Linked DNA regions of Homo sapiens: regions 1 and 3 are each linked to region 2. The links are chromatin contacts, found by Hi-C in ENCODE. All regions are on one chromosome and are shown on one strand. Each heading gives the region's core, a stretch centred on a gene start or an enhancer-like site at or near the end of the contact. The rest is flanking DNA. Distances are from core to core; before and after follow the strand shown. Region 1 overlaps CFAP20DC-DT (CFAP20DC divergent transcript). Region 2 overlaps FHIT (fragile histidine triad diadenosine triphosphatase). Region 3 overlaps CFAP20DC-DT (CFAP20DC divergent transcript).

Evidence for each region. Hi-C counts contacts between places; a loop is a spot of excess contacts on that map. Pooled maps may share reads with other maps.
Region 1: a loop to region 2 is called in a map of GM12878, with 4 times the contacts of the local background. The contact joins two enhancer-like sites. A Hi-C loop is called at or near these places in 1 of 168 maps with a recorded cell type or tissue (GM12878), 4 of 37 single-sample maps with no recorded cell type and 11 of 50 pooled maps.
Region 3: a map of PC-3 shows a loop between it and region 2 (6-fold over the local background). The contact joins two enhancer-like sites. A Hi-C loop is called at or near these places in 3 of 168 maps with a recorded cell type or tissue (CD4-positive, alpha-beta memory T cell, OCI-LY7 and PC-3) and 11 of 50 pooled maps.

What each region holds. Positions count from the first base shown.
Region 1 is chr3:59,383,601-59,388,010 of GRCh38, reverse strand. The region is part of intron 5 of CFAP20DC-DT (CFAP20DC divergent transcript); the gene reads right to left. Among named protein-coding and RNA genes, the nearest start is that of CFAP20DC-DT, 300 kb to the right of the region's middle. RefSeq lists a silencer at 1,549-1,608 and an enhancer at 1,779-1,838. Within about 2 kb of position 1,615, at least 2 of the 41 ENCODE cell types and tissues checked have a DNase peak (open chromatin) inside an H3K27ac peak, as active enhancers do.
Region 2 is chr3:59,856,381-59,861,253 of GRCh38, reverse strand. The region is part of intron 8 of FHIT (fragile histidine triad diadenosine triphosphatase); the gene reads left to right. LOC105377113 (a long non-coding RNA gene) reads right to left here. Exons shown (of 3, transcript XR_007095936.1): 2 at 85-287. Among named protein-coding and RNA genes, the nearest start is that of MIR548BB, 760 kb to the left of the region's middle. Within about 2 kb of position 3,318, at least 2 of the 41 ENCODE cell types and tissues checked have a DNase peak (open chromatin) inside an H3K27ac peak, as active enhancers do.
Region 3 is chr3:59,442,411-59,447,034 of GRCh38, reverse strand. The region is part of intron 5 of CFAP20DC-DT (CFAP20DC divergent transcript); the gene reads right to left. Among named protein-coding and RNA genes, the nearest start is that of CFAP20DC-DT, 360 kb to the right of the region's middle. RefSeq lists an enhancer at 2,666-2,715. Within about 2 kb of position 2,979, at least 3 of the 41 ENCODE cell types and tissues checked have a DNase peak (open chromatin) inside an H3K27ac peak, as active enhancers do.

The DNA.
Region 1 (4,410 bases), core at 366-2,865, 470 kb after region 2:
CTCCCACCAGGGATTTCCAAACTGCTTATTTATCAAGCAGCCTTTTAAATAGGATATGTTATATAAACAGAGCCTAGCAAAGGACTGTGCACAAGATAGGCACTCGATAAACGTATTTTGGCGGAGCAATGGCTGCTGTGTTTATTCTTTTAATTAGCAAACACTTGAGTTCATATTCAAGTCAAAAAGACTAAATAACAAAACCTGAAACCAAGGTTAAAATCATGCTCCGTTTCTCTGTACTCATACGTAAGGAACTTTCTTTTCTTTTAGCATATGCCATGAGACAGTTGCATGAGAAGTTACTCTAAGAGAAAAGTATTTGATGTTCGTGTCTTCTAACACTGAGAATGGAAAATCTACCCAGCAACTCACGAATCAAAGAACACTTAATAGAAAAATAGGCTTGAGCAGCACTGTTTGTTGCGTTCTTTTATAGGAAAATTGAAAACATAGGATCACAAGGGTCAGATGGTTACTATTGGAATCTGGCTCCTATGAAACATAATATGTACCATTTCCCCCACCAAAATTGTGTTACTTTGTCCAAGTCACCCAATGGGGCACAGGATAAGGTGTTTTTCTGATGCACATAACCACCTAGGTTTCAAAAGGACATCTATTTAAAAGTGAGGTCCTGAAGAACACCAACAGTGACAGAAAAATGATATTTTTCTGTAACCTCAGCATCACAGAGAATAGTTCCATAAGAAATAGTTGACAAAAACAGAAAACTTTATTATTGAACATATATAGCACTATTCGGCAAAAATCCAATGCTGATGGCAACTTCCAAAACTAGGCCTTCTACCTTCTAGAGACTCTCATTCTGTACTAGAGTTTTAAGAAACTCAGAACACTTTACAGATCAAGGTGCCTTTATGACTTTGTTTTGTGGATGGATCTGTGTGTCAATAAGAAATTTTTAAAAATATCAAACAAATAGCAACTATCAAGGAAGTAGGAGAGAAGAGGGGTACAACAAAGAAAAATCAAACTTGAGGTACAATTTCACATGATCTTGCACATGGGGTTTAATAAGGTTTCAAAGTCAGCTAATTATAAAACTCTATAGATTAAATAATTGGCCCATGAAAGCTTTTATTAAAATGTCACCTGGATATCCCACTCCAAAAACATCCAATGCCATCTTGGTGTGAGTAGCCAGCTGCTGGCTTCTGAACAAAGGCTTTGAGTTTAGACTCAATATGGTGCTGTTGCTTTGAAATCTTGGAAGGAAGGAAACTACTCAGTGTCTCTTGCTTGATCCAAAGCATCCCTCATAAAAGTCTGCAGTGTCTCAACTGAAAATCAAAATGAGAACATCCTATATACATTAATGGTGGCCACAAATTTCAAAGAAGAAGGAGAAATGTATATAGAGCTGAGAAAAATAAGTGTGTAGCAACCCATTTTATTTCTAAGAGACGTCTAGAATTTCACAGCTCTGAAGAGAAAGGCAGAAAAACAAATAATTATTTGAAACAAAACGAAAACTTTGCTTAATCAATCTGTTAAAAGCTGTTGTGAAAGCATTTTTCTTCTCAAAGCGGAACTAGCTTACTCATTACCTCTTTCTTCCAATGAGTAATCCCTCCCTCTCTTCTCATTACCAGAAATACCTACTACCTCTTTCCATATGGAAAGTGAAACCCGACATTTTCTTTTCTAATAACAGCATCTGCGAAAATCACACTCTGTCCTGGATTTGCAGAGCACTTTCCTGCTTCATCCTCATAGAATCAGGCACTGAGTAAATGGGTAACAAATATCTGTGAGAGTGAACACACTGGACCTAAAGGTATAAGCAATGGCAATAAGAGTAATTCGGGTGCCATTGGGGGCTAAGAGCATGCGATAATCTCCTCTCTATAAAATTCCCAGAGGTCACTCAGACAGACAAATTTAAATTTCTCCTGAGTTGGAAGGTTCATTTCCCCTGGAGCTACATAGGCCACACTTGGACACCTTTAATTCTTAGAAAAGCACTCATCTATATTAAATGGAAATTTGCTCCCTGGAATTTCTACCCATCAGGCTCTGTTTTGACCCCTGGGGCTCCAGGACAAATCCCATGCTTGTCCATATCGCAGCTCTCTGGTGACTGGATATCACAGCTCTCTGGTGACTGGATGGCTGCTGTCTCATCTCCCATGAGTGGCATTTTCCCAGTGGTCAATCCTAGTGAAACAGGAAAAGTTCCCTTGTCCCCCTTGCAGGGCGTGCGATGGGGGTGTGGCTCGCTTCTTCAGTGCCCTGCCACTCAAACCTCTAGGGAAGCACACAGACGGGCAGGCTGTGGGGCCCCAACCTAACGGCAGTGTCCAGCGGTGAATGTTTACAGCTGAAGCCCCAGTGGGTGTGTATTACAGGGTGCTGTTTTAGTTTAGCCATCCATAGGTGGCTTGTGTTAGTCAGCTCAATTAGACCCCTGTCTTATCACAAGGACAGAGGGCTTTCTGTATCCTGGGATTCTTGCCTTGGTGTACCAGAAGAATCGGATCATACATGGGCTTGGAGAATGAATGCAAGGTTTTATTGCATGGAAGTAGCTCTCAGCAGATGGAGGAGCCAGAAGGGAGATGGTTTTCCCGTGGAGTACGGCCGCTTGGCCGCCCGACTCTTTTCCAACCACCTCAGCCACACTCCGCATTGTTCTGCCAGTCGATGGCCTGCCAGTGTGCTGGTGTTGTGCTACACTGGTGCATTCCTCTCGACATCCAGCCACCCATGTGTTCCTCTGCTGATGTGCTCCTCTTGACGTCCAGCCACCTTTGTGTCTGCCTGCTAGGGTTTCTAGGTTTTTATAGGCACAGGATGACAGTGTGGCAGGCCAGGGTGGTCCTGGGAAATGCAATATTTGGCCACAAATGCAGGAGTCCCTCTTCTCACCTAGGTCCGTGGGCACCGGCCGGGGGTGGAACCCTCACCAGGGACCATGTCCTTTTCTTCCCAGCACCTCTCTGCCCCCCTTCCATATCACTAAGTCGTTAGCGGTTCTTCTGTGGGCATGTTTCTGGCAGTGTGTTTTGAAGTCTAGTGCGAAAGGCCTCTACATTGTAAGTACCTGAGGAGAACCTTCATTGTGCAAATTTCAGAGTCCCCTCTTCAAACGCTGTATCAGATTCTCTGGGGTTGAGTCCTAGAATCTGACTAGATTTAGCAAATGCCCAGAAGACTCTTAAGCACACCACAGAATTCTCACCAGCCTCATCACTCACCTCTCAATGGGCCCCTTTGAACAATCACCTAGGACGTCTTCCAGTAGCCAGGTGTAACCTACAAGAAACGCGCTGTAGATAGTTCAAATGACTGCATGAAAGAAATACAATTAAACTTTGGAAATGGTCTGTGAAATCAGAGCTGTAATTAACTCAAAATGGTATTCACCCAGTGTTGAGGGCAATGTGCCACCGGATGCCTCTATGCGTGGCATGAGCTAGGTGGCTTTACGGGTGATGCCTGTTTAATCTTCCTGACCAGCAAGATCAGTATTTTGCCCATGTTCTATAGATGAGAAGACTGAGACTCCTTAGGGATGAGTGATTGATTTGTTTAATATCACAGAGCTGGGAAATCGAACCCAGATCCCTCTCAACCCAAAGCCTATATTTTCTCTCCTACTGACCCTCCACTCCCCACCTAGAGGTACTGAAAGAAACATACTTGATTTCTGCAATTCTATTTTTCGATATGGTCCCTAACAGACTCCTGCTGCAATGTATGGAAGGAGGACCTGCAAGAATGATGATCTTATTTTAAACTTTTGTCTCTGACTCATTCACTGGATTCCTGAGTGACGTGTTTAATATGCAGATAACACTTTCATGGTGGGATTGGCAATTATCTGCCATTCCCTAGCTCAGGACTCTGGACTCAAGTGAATGGGATGTGATAAAATGACACTTAAAATGGAGCTTGAGGAGTTCAGTGTGAGCTTCAAAGACATAATCCACAATGGTGCACAGGACCGAAAAATTTCCCCCTAAATTCAGTCTGTCTACAATACTATTTTTAATCTTTTTACATGGCAGCAGGAAAGAAACACCTAATGGAAATAACTTTGGGTAGCAGTAGGTAAGAGAGAAAACCACTGTGTTAAAGGAAAGAGCACCAGCACAGGAAACAAGATTTTTTAATTGGTTCAGTTCTTGATACCCCAGGCCGATATTTTGAGCAAGTAGGGACAGCAAAAGCACTACCTACGAAAGCTATTCCATCCAACCTCCCACCCCAAGATGGAAAATGCCAAATAAGCAAAGACACCTACACAAAAAGTTCATGTCTTTATTTAGAAACTCTCATTCTGCTGTTAGGAGAAAGTTCCTAGTAAAGACAGCCAGTGGCTCAGTAGAGATGAAACTGTCAAGCAGAAAGAGAAATCACACAATTAAGAAAGACTCAGAATTC
Region 2 (4,873 bases), core at 2,069-4,568:
CTTTGTACATGGTGTTGGTGTCCATGTTTGCCATGGAATGGGTCATCTTGTGTTTTAGCTGTCTTTGAAATAGATTGCACTTACCCTATATACCACCACCCATGCTTCCTCATCTCTATGTGCTTGTGCTTGCTTCCCCTTCAGCCAAGAGTCCATTCTTCTCATCCTGCCAGCCAGTCAAGCTCTGTTTCAAGTTTCTGCTCAGTGCCACGTCCTCCACAGAGCTTTGTCCATCAGACTCCCCTCTTTCTTCCTCTTCTCTTCAGACCCAGGCACAAGGCAGCCCACTATAGTAGGAAAAAAAGAGATCTTTCGGGTTCTATGGACCTGGGCTCTGCCATTTACTAGCTGGGGGATCATGGATCATTACTGGATTTTCATACCGTGCTATTTCAATGTATAATTCCCACCTTCTGGTTCAGAGAAGGAGCTTGGGGAATGTAAATATTCTTTTTCCTTCTATTTTCTGAAGTTTCCTCACACCTTATCTGACACTCTCTGGTGGCTCCTTTTTATTCTGTTCTACCCTGTATTAGAACTATTTATGTAGATGTTTTATCTCACTTTTCATAATAAACACAAACATACTGATACACACTGACTGCCCTGTGCTCACCAAGCACCTGTTCTCCAGTCAGTCTCATACTTTTCATTAAATCAAACAAACAAGGTAAACAAATAAATACCTGTGTCTTAAGGGTGTTGATGAAGGGTGTGGATGTTATGGGTGGTGATTTGGAATAACAGAAGAATTATATTACACCTAACACTTCAAAATTTATTCAACTTTTCTCCAACATCCTTCTTTTCCCTACAAGTTCCATTCCCTATGGCAACTGTTTGCTTGTTTGCAAGTACTCTCTCTCAATATCTAGCAATCAGTTTTTCTCCTTGCATACCTGGTCACCCTTCTCTCCTTCTTTATACCGAATCTTCTTTTTCTTTTTGTAAGTCAGCTAGCTGTCCTTTGGCCATTCTCATTTGCATTCCTGATCATCAATTCTTCCCAACAAAGGGTCTTCTCAGAAAACAAAGAAGGATTCTAATCATGTATAACATAATTTTCCCATTAAACTTATGCTATTTTCTTCTTCTCAGAGCTCAGCACTTTTAGTATTTTTTTTAATTCTGAAGCTGTTTCAAACCGACAGAAGGGTAGCAAGAACTGCGGTATCCTTTCACCCTGATTATCCACCTTGCAACATTTTAATTCTCTTTCATTCAGAGAGATCAATATATAGATATTCCCTTTCAGATATGATGCTCCATCACTCTTCAGGTGTTTGATTACCTTCCCAAAACAAGAGCACTCTTCTCATTACTATTATAAAAACACTTCCAATCAGGAATCAACACTGATACAGCACTACCATTCAGTCCACAGGCCCCATTCACATTTTGCCAACTGTCTCAGTGATGACATTTTCTTTTTTGGTCCAGGATGCTATACAGAAACATACACTGCATTTAATTATTATTTTTCATCAGTTTCCTCCAATCTGGAATGGTTTTGTTTGTTTGTTTGTTTGTTGAGAGTCAGAGTCTCCCTCTGTCGCCCAGGCTGGAGTGCAGTGACGCGATCTTCAGCTCACTGCAACCTCCGCCTCCCAGCTTCTAAGCAATTCTCCTGCCTCAGCCTCTGGAGTAGCTGGGATTACAGGCACACACCTCCATGCCTGGCTAATTTTTTGTATTTTTAGTAGAGACGGAGTTTCACCATGTTGGCCAGGCTGGGCTTGAACTCCTAACCTCAGGTGATCCACCCGCCTCAGCCTCCCAAAGTGCTGGGATTACAGGCGTGAGCCACAGCACCCAGCCTGGAATGGATTTTTATTCTTTCCCTGTCTCGTGTTTTCCTGCCTTAAAGAGTATAGGTCTTTTTTTCCTGTAGGATGACTCTTTCTCTGGAGCTTCCACTGTTTCTTCATTATTAGACTCAAGTCATGTATTCTTCCATGCCATCTTGGCAGGAATTCCACAAAAACGCTGCTGAGCTCTTCTCAGCATATCACATCAGAAGGCAACCACACTGACCGTATCCCCACTTGATCACCTGGTCCAGTTGGTACTTGCCAGATCTCCCCATCATTCTTTGAGCATTTCTTTATATTCTGGTACAAAAAAGATGCTCCAGGATCATCTTATACTGTCCCTGTCCAGCCTTGGAATCAGCCACTTCTCCAAGCAGCTCTGGTTCCTGTCCGTGTAGAATGATTTTAGAAATCAAGATCTGGGTGCTTAGCATGCTTATTGTTCCTGTGATGTCAATGCTTTGAGACCCAGTCAACACAGAGCTAGGAAATATGTACATATAAGTCCACACAAACACACACTTATTATTATTTCCATATCTGGGTATGTGTATATGTTTACACATAAGCCACATGAATTCATATCAGTATCTTCAATTCAAATCTAAGTCTTTTCCCCCTTCCACATTTATAAATACCTTCTCTGACAGAAACTTGGTTCCCATTATCCTTAATATATATACTCATTTGTTCAATATTAGCCTTCACTGCCCACCACCTGCGTACATCTCATCCTCTGCTCTGCTTCCTCACACACTAGAAACACCACTGCCCCCATCCATGCAGCACCCCTCTCCCCACGTTGCCCTGCATGTTCAGTTACAGAGCAGGCTGCCATCACTACCCACCTCCACAAGACACCCCTCGCTCCTGCCTCCTCAGATGCTATCATTTCTCTCCAAGAAAGAAAGGGAAAAGGCTGGGCACGATGGCTCACACCTGTAATCCCAGCACTTTGGGAGGCCGAGGCAGGTGAATCACAAGGTCAGGAGTTTGAGACCATCGTGGCCAACATGGTGAAACCCCGTCTATACTAAAAATACAAAAAATTAGCCAGGCGTAGTGGCGGGCGCCTGTAATCCCAGCTACTTGGGAGGCTGAGGCAAGAGAATCACTGGAACCCAGGAGGTGGAGGTTGGAGTGAGCCGAGATCGCTCCACTGCACTCCAGCACTCCATCTCAAAAAAAAAAAAAAAAAAAAAAAAAGAAGGTGGGAAAAGGAAGGAAGATCACCATTTATGTCTTTTTGCTGATAGATGATGTGGGAAACTCCCATACACCTTTCACAGCAGTCACACATATGTTGAATGGGCAAACCATTCTTTGACATCTACTCACTCCCTTTTACTCTCTCTGCATTACTTACTTGTCTCCAAGGCTGTGTCTAAGCATAGTTGAAGACAGAAATCATTTAATAATATTCAGCTGAGCCAACTGGCCATAAAGCTGAGACTCCAATTAGGGGAACTGGAAGCTCTGGGCAGTGGTGTCAGGGGACCAGCAGGTGGCGCCCGTAAGTTCTACTCTAAACCTTTCTGTATCCAGGCTTGTTCACTACCTTCTTTCACCACCTGGTTTCTCTCTATCAGAGCTCTTTAAAAATATGTTAGCATTCACAGTTCCCAGTATCGCTGCAGACATAAATGTTGAGAAATGCATTCTTGTTTTCCTTCCCAAGGCACCAATAGTACAAAGACAAGCATAAAGCCCCTTAGGATACAAAAAAAAAAAAAAAAACCCAGCACTTTGCACAGCATAGTCATAAGTGACGTCACTCTGTAATCTTTAACAGGAGTGGTGTTTTCCACGCTCATAGGACAAACTGACTCTTGAATCTTTGTTAGGCCTCCCTGTCTAATCGATATGTAAGTTTCTCTAGGGAAAGAATAGGGTGGAATATTATTTGTATAATCTTGTCCTATGAAAATATGAAAGAGATTATTGGCAACATTTTTGATAACCTGGTGGAATAAAACTCCAAGCCCTGCCTAAGGTAAATTATCATAAATCTTATATGTCAGGAACGTGGTAGAGAGTTGCAGGTAGGCAGTGAAGTGGCCAGAATGTTTAAAAAAAAAAATATTCTGACCTGGAATCTGTGGCAGAGTGGAGAGAGTTGCGGTGACATATCTGATCTCATTAGTGCTTAAGGTTCCTCACGCAGAGATGGAGAAATGACAGTGTATCGCTCATTCCTGCCCTCTGAAGCCTTTCCATTAGAAATGCTGCAATTTAATCTCACATGTCACAAATCAAACCCCAACTTGAAAACTGCTTCCCCTGAAAAGGTGAACACATTCCATGCCTTGTGGAAGGAACTCCAGTGCCCCTCAGAGGAAGTGCTGTGTCCCCGATAGCAGCTGGTAATATCAGCTCCACATTTGAAAGGACCCCAGGCATCAGTATTCAGAGACTGCGATTGTTACATTAGCGTGACTTTTTGCAACTTATGTGACTTTGGGTGAGTTGTTGAAATTCCACTTGACTCAGTTTCTTTATTCACTAATTGAGCATAATCTCCACCATTCAGGGTGGTTGTGGGGATTAAAGGAGAGTTAAAAAAAAAAAAAATACTCAGCCGGGGAGCTAAGTACTTGATAAATAGAAGCTGTAACTTATTATTGCTTACTGTTACTTCCAGACTCTGAGCTAAGGGCTTTATATTGTTTACTTCCTTAATTCCCACAGAATTAGATAGATATTATAAAAAGCCATTTTGCAAAGAAGGAAACTGAGTCTTAGAGAAATTAGATAACATTGCTACATTATACAGCTAGAAAAATGGTACATTCCAAAGCTAATGAAATCTTTCTGTAATGTTACACTGCTACTTGTATATTGGAAATAAAATTTGTTATGCCTTACAATTGAGTATACTACTAAGAAGAATGGTCTGCATCTATATTCCTTTGTGAGAGAAGGCTGTAATTTTCCTCCCTTGTGATTTTTATGCCTGGTCCTAGTAACAGGGTTATACTGATTTACAGAATCTATGGGGAATAATCTCTTTTTTTCTATCATATGGAAGAGTTTGCATAAAATTGGAATGATGTCTTCCTTGA
Region 3 (4,624 bases), core at 1,730-4,229, 410 kb after region 2:
GTAAACCACAGCACAGATGGAAAGGGAAAATAGCAAAGATAATGGAGGTGGTATGACTAATGTTTGGGAAAGCCTCATAGAAAACAGGGAGCTATGGACAGGTTTTGAGCAGGAGAGCGATAGGATCAAGGCTCTGCTCTGGGAAGCTAAACGTAGCTGCAGCATATACAATAGACAGCAGGGAGATGGGAGGTAGGGAGGCCGTAGGCAGTGCCAGTGGGGCTAGAGAGGTGGGGATGCAGGGGAGAGGATTACGGGAGAAAGAGTAAAATCAACAATATTTAGTCAGTCATTGCATGGAGGGTAAGCAAGATGCAAAGCAAAAGATAATAACTGCTGCCCAAATTGCCTTTAAAAACATCTATTTCCAGGAGTATTAGAACTGATGCAGGAAATAATGTGACAGCAATCCAAGTCTACTAACAGGTAGAGTGTTTATGTCATTCATCTCCTACGAGGTCGTCCGTGATGAAAGGAAAACACAAACATTTATCTAATGTATGCCTATGCCTGATGTTTCTCCAGACAGCTGAGCTTGTTTTTCAGATTTGTAGCAGAAAAATTGGGAAGGTCAACCAGGCTTGGCATAGAACACCAGGAGGGCAATTTTCATGCCTTGGATCAGCACCATAGAGGAGTTTTTATAATGTTTTTATAGTACACAGATACTCTGGATATTTATTTAGAGCTCTGAAATAAGTCAGGAGATCTATTTCCTGAAAAGCTATTTAGTTAGAAAAATGAAGTCAAATGGACATAAGTGTCACATAAAAATAATTTGCAACTAGAGGTTAGAAATAGTAAGAGCATAACAAGATTGAAACAAAGCTTTGGCCCAGTAAGGATTCTGAAACTAGTTGCTCGCCTTATCTCGGACTTAAAAAAAAATTACATACACACACAACAAATGAATTTCTAGACCATGCCTCACTTGTATGAAAATTACTTTCAATTAAATGCTCAAGTTCTGGTTCCACGAGAGTTTTAACTATCATGTTTTCAAATGAACCAGTGATTCACAGGCATTGAGGGAAGGAAGAAACTGATCAGATGATCAAGTCTGTCCCAGAAGATATCCAAGCAAGTGTTCCCTGCAGTTTATTTTCAATCACTTTGTTCAGTTCTGGTTTAAAATGACTCCAGCAACGGGACTCTTCATCAATCTAAGAGGCCCATGGGAGTCCTTTCTCAGTCTAAGAGTCCTCATTTTAGAAAAAATATTCTGATATGAAATCTTGTTGTACCACTTGCCTCTCCCAGTGGAACCCCTCTTTTTCCCTGCATTTAGGCCCTTCAGCCCCTCCAGTTGTCAGAAGTGGCAGTATCTTTTCTCATCAGTTACTCTTTCCTTCCCCTTCATCATTTTTTATTCTTTTTCATCTGAAGAGTTTTGTGCTTTTGCCTGCTTCTCTGTGATTGTTCCCTATCAGCACAGGAGCTGACGGCTCTGACAAGGCTGCATTTCAATGGAGGTGCTAAAGCCTGGCTATGTGGCCTCATGGCCTTCAGCTACAGTCCAGAATGATACTTCCAGAACCCTGAGAATTTGAGACCTAGCTAATCCCCTGAGTGACCAGATACTTGCCTGGTGGCTAGGGCCTGCCATGTAAACTGCCCATAACCAAGGCTCAATGAAGAGTTGTGGTCAATGTGGTAGACGTCCCTACCTCTCCAAGATAAAGAAGACAATGAAAAGGTGGCTGTGTATTTTTGCACGTTCAGAAGCATAAAAAGGAATGCAGAATCAGGAATCATCCGATTCCACACGTAACCACTCAGCCTCTGGATCTCAATTTCCACATTTGCTAAAAGAAGGAGCTGGACTGCATGAGATCTCAGGGCAATTTATGCATTAAGACTCTGGAGCACAGTTCCAATTTGAAGAAGTAACAGCAATACCTTCTGCCAGATTTAGGTGTCCAGTGAAAACACAGATGCCCAGTTAAATCTGAATTTCAGAGAAATGAATGTCACAGTGTAAGTATACCTGCAATATGTGGGACATATTTATCCTAAAAAATGACTGTTTATTGGAGATCCAAATTTAGATGAATGTCCTGTTTTTCTCTGGCAATCCTACCCTCCCTTCCACCTTCAAATTGTCTTGGCAGATGGATGGCATCTAGGCAGCTGAGTGGTTGTCTGATCCTTATAACCTCTTACCCCATTGTCCTAATATAGCTTCCAAGGCTTGGCTGAAGCTTGTCAGGTATTTCCAAATACGTGCATGCTTACTTGCTTCTCAATGCTCCTTAGCAGTCCAAATATGATCAAATGAGTGAAAATATTTTGAGGTATAAAGTTCTATACACGTGCATTGTTAATATTAATCACAAAAGCCTGCACTAAAATGTGAAGACAAAGGTGATAATAAGTCTACAGTTCCTAGACTGCAGTTCTGTACAACTAAAAACCAGCCTGTCTTTTGAGATTCTAGCACTCTCCACAACAGGCCCCCACATCTCAGCTTTAACAGCAATAAAACCACTCCTTTACTTGTTGACTATTTCCTGGGTGCCAGGCACTGTGCTGGGAACTTTACATGCATTACATCATTTAATAATGAAACACTCACTCCTATCAAAATGAAACTGTCATTTTACAGATGAAAAGATAGGCCCAAGAGGCAAAGTGACTTATTTGAGTTCACACAGCTCATCTAACAGAATAGAACGGCCACAAAAGGATTTTCACAGACCCTGACAAACTGATTTTAAAATTTATATCTGAAAGCAAAGGCTGAAATATACCAAGAAACTCCAAGAGAGAAACAAGCCAGGAGACTTGCCTCAGCAGGTAACAGGGCTTATTTTAAAGCTATAATAATGAAGACAGTGTGGTATTTGGAAAGAGGCAAACAAAGAGACAAATGGAACAGAAGACAGAGTCTGAAAACACACCCGTGCCTGTCGTGGAAACCTGACTCACGACAGGGCTACGTGCAGAGCTGTGGACCAAGAAGGAGCAGTTCAGCAGTGTGTTATCCATATAGATAGTTGAAATTTCCTCAAACGAAACCCAAAGTTCAAGTCCATATGGATCAAGACTGTAAGCATAAAAGACAAAACTTTCAAACTTCTGGACAAAAGACAACACTTTCATCACCTCAGTGTAGAGAAGGTTTTAAGCACAATGCAAAAAAGCACTAAGAAAGATTAATCAAATGGGGCTATGTTCAAGTGAAGCACTCCTGCACATAAAAAGAAGCCACAAAAAAGTGAGAGCATAAGCTACAATTTAGAAGAAAATCTAATTGTCAAAGGAGAAGCCTCTAGACATGTATTGATCAATACAGTCGTCATGTGGCTGGTGAGCAACTGAAATGTGACTGGCACAGAATAAGATCTGCCATGAGTATAACATACACATTAAATTTCAAAGACTTCATTAATAATTTTATATTGATAATTTTAGGTACATTTGGATAAAGTTTAGTGACATAAAATAATGAATTATTAAAACCAGTTTTATTAGTTTATTTTTACTTCTTTAATGTAGCTACTAGGAAATTTTAAATTATATGTGGCTTGCGTTATATTTCTGTTGGACAGCAAGGATCTAGAATATGTGAAGAGCTCCTATTAGTGAATAACAAAGAATAAAACACAATATAAGAAAAAAGGAAAAAGTTCATAGAAAGGCTTTCTACAGAAAAAGAAACATATATATCCAACACGAGAAGGTGTTCAAGCTTATGACCAATTTATTTGCAAACTAACATTGTAATAAAATATCCTTTGTACCATCAGTTAGTAAACCATAATAAATCCAACAATATCCAATATTGGCAAGAGTATGAAGCAGTGGGAACTCTCACTCACTGCTGGTGGGAGTAAAAATCGGTACAACCACTTCAGGAAACAATTTGGCATTGGGCAGTAAAAACTGAACATATATACAAACTGTGAGCTGGCAAGCTCAATCCTAGATATCTACCTGAGAGAACTCTTGTACATGTATGACACAAGACATGCACAGCACTGCTGAAAACTGGAAATGACCCTGGTTTCCACCAACAATAGTGTGGGTAACCCAACTGTGGTATATTTATATGATGAAAAGCTATACAGAATGTTAAAAAAGAATGAACTGGCGCTACACACAGCTCTACAATTTTAGAGCTATGTAAAGATATGTATCTCTTAAAACAAAATGACTACATAAAATTCAGAGGTACTCCTTGCTGGGGAGGGAGGGAGACAGCATGCCTGGGGAAGGATATCAGAACAGAATCCCTGGGAACAGAACGCACGGGTCATGTTCTAGTTCTTAAACTGGGTGGTGGGTCCACAGGTGCTTGTATTTTTTTTAATTAATTTATCTGATTTTAAGTTCTGGGATACATGTGTAGGATGTGCAGGTTTGTTACATAGGTAAACGTTTTTTTCTAAATTAAACTGTAAATATAAACTGTAAATGCTTGTTTTAAAGTATGATATTTCACAATTTAAAGAGTTTAAAAAAGAAAAACAAAACTGTGTTGTCTATTTGTGTGATATTACATTCCGCCAGAAAAGTTGCCTTTCATTCATCTTTTAATAATGACATCTCTCAGTGCTGGTCTGTCTTCTACAACTGGGCTTTTTTCTCATATCCCATCAGATGAGATCTCCAGATTCATATA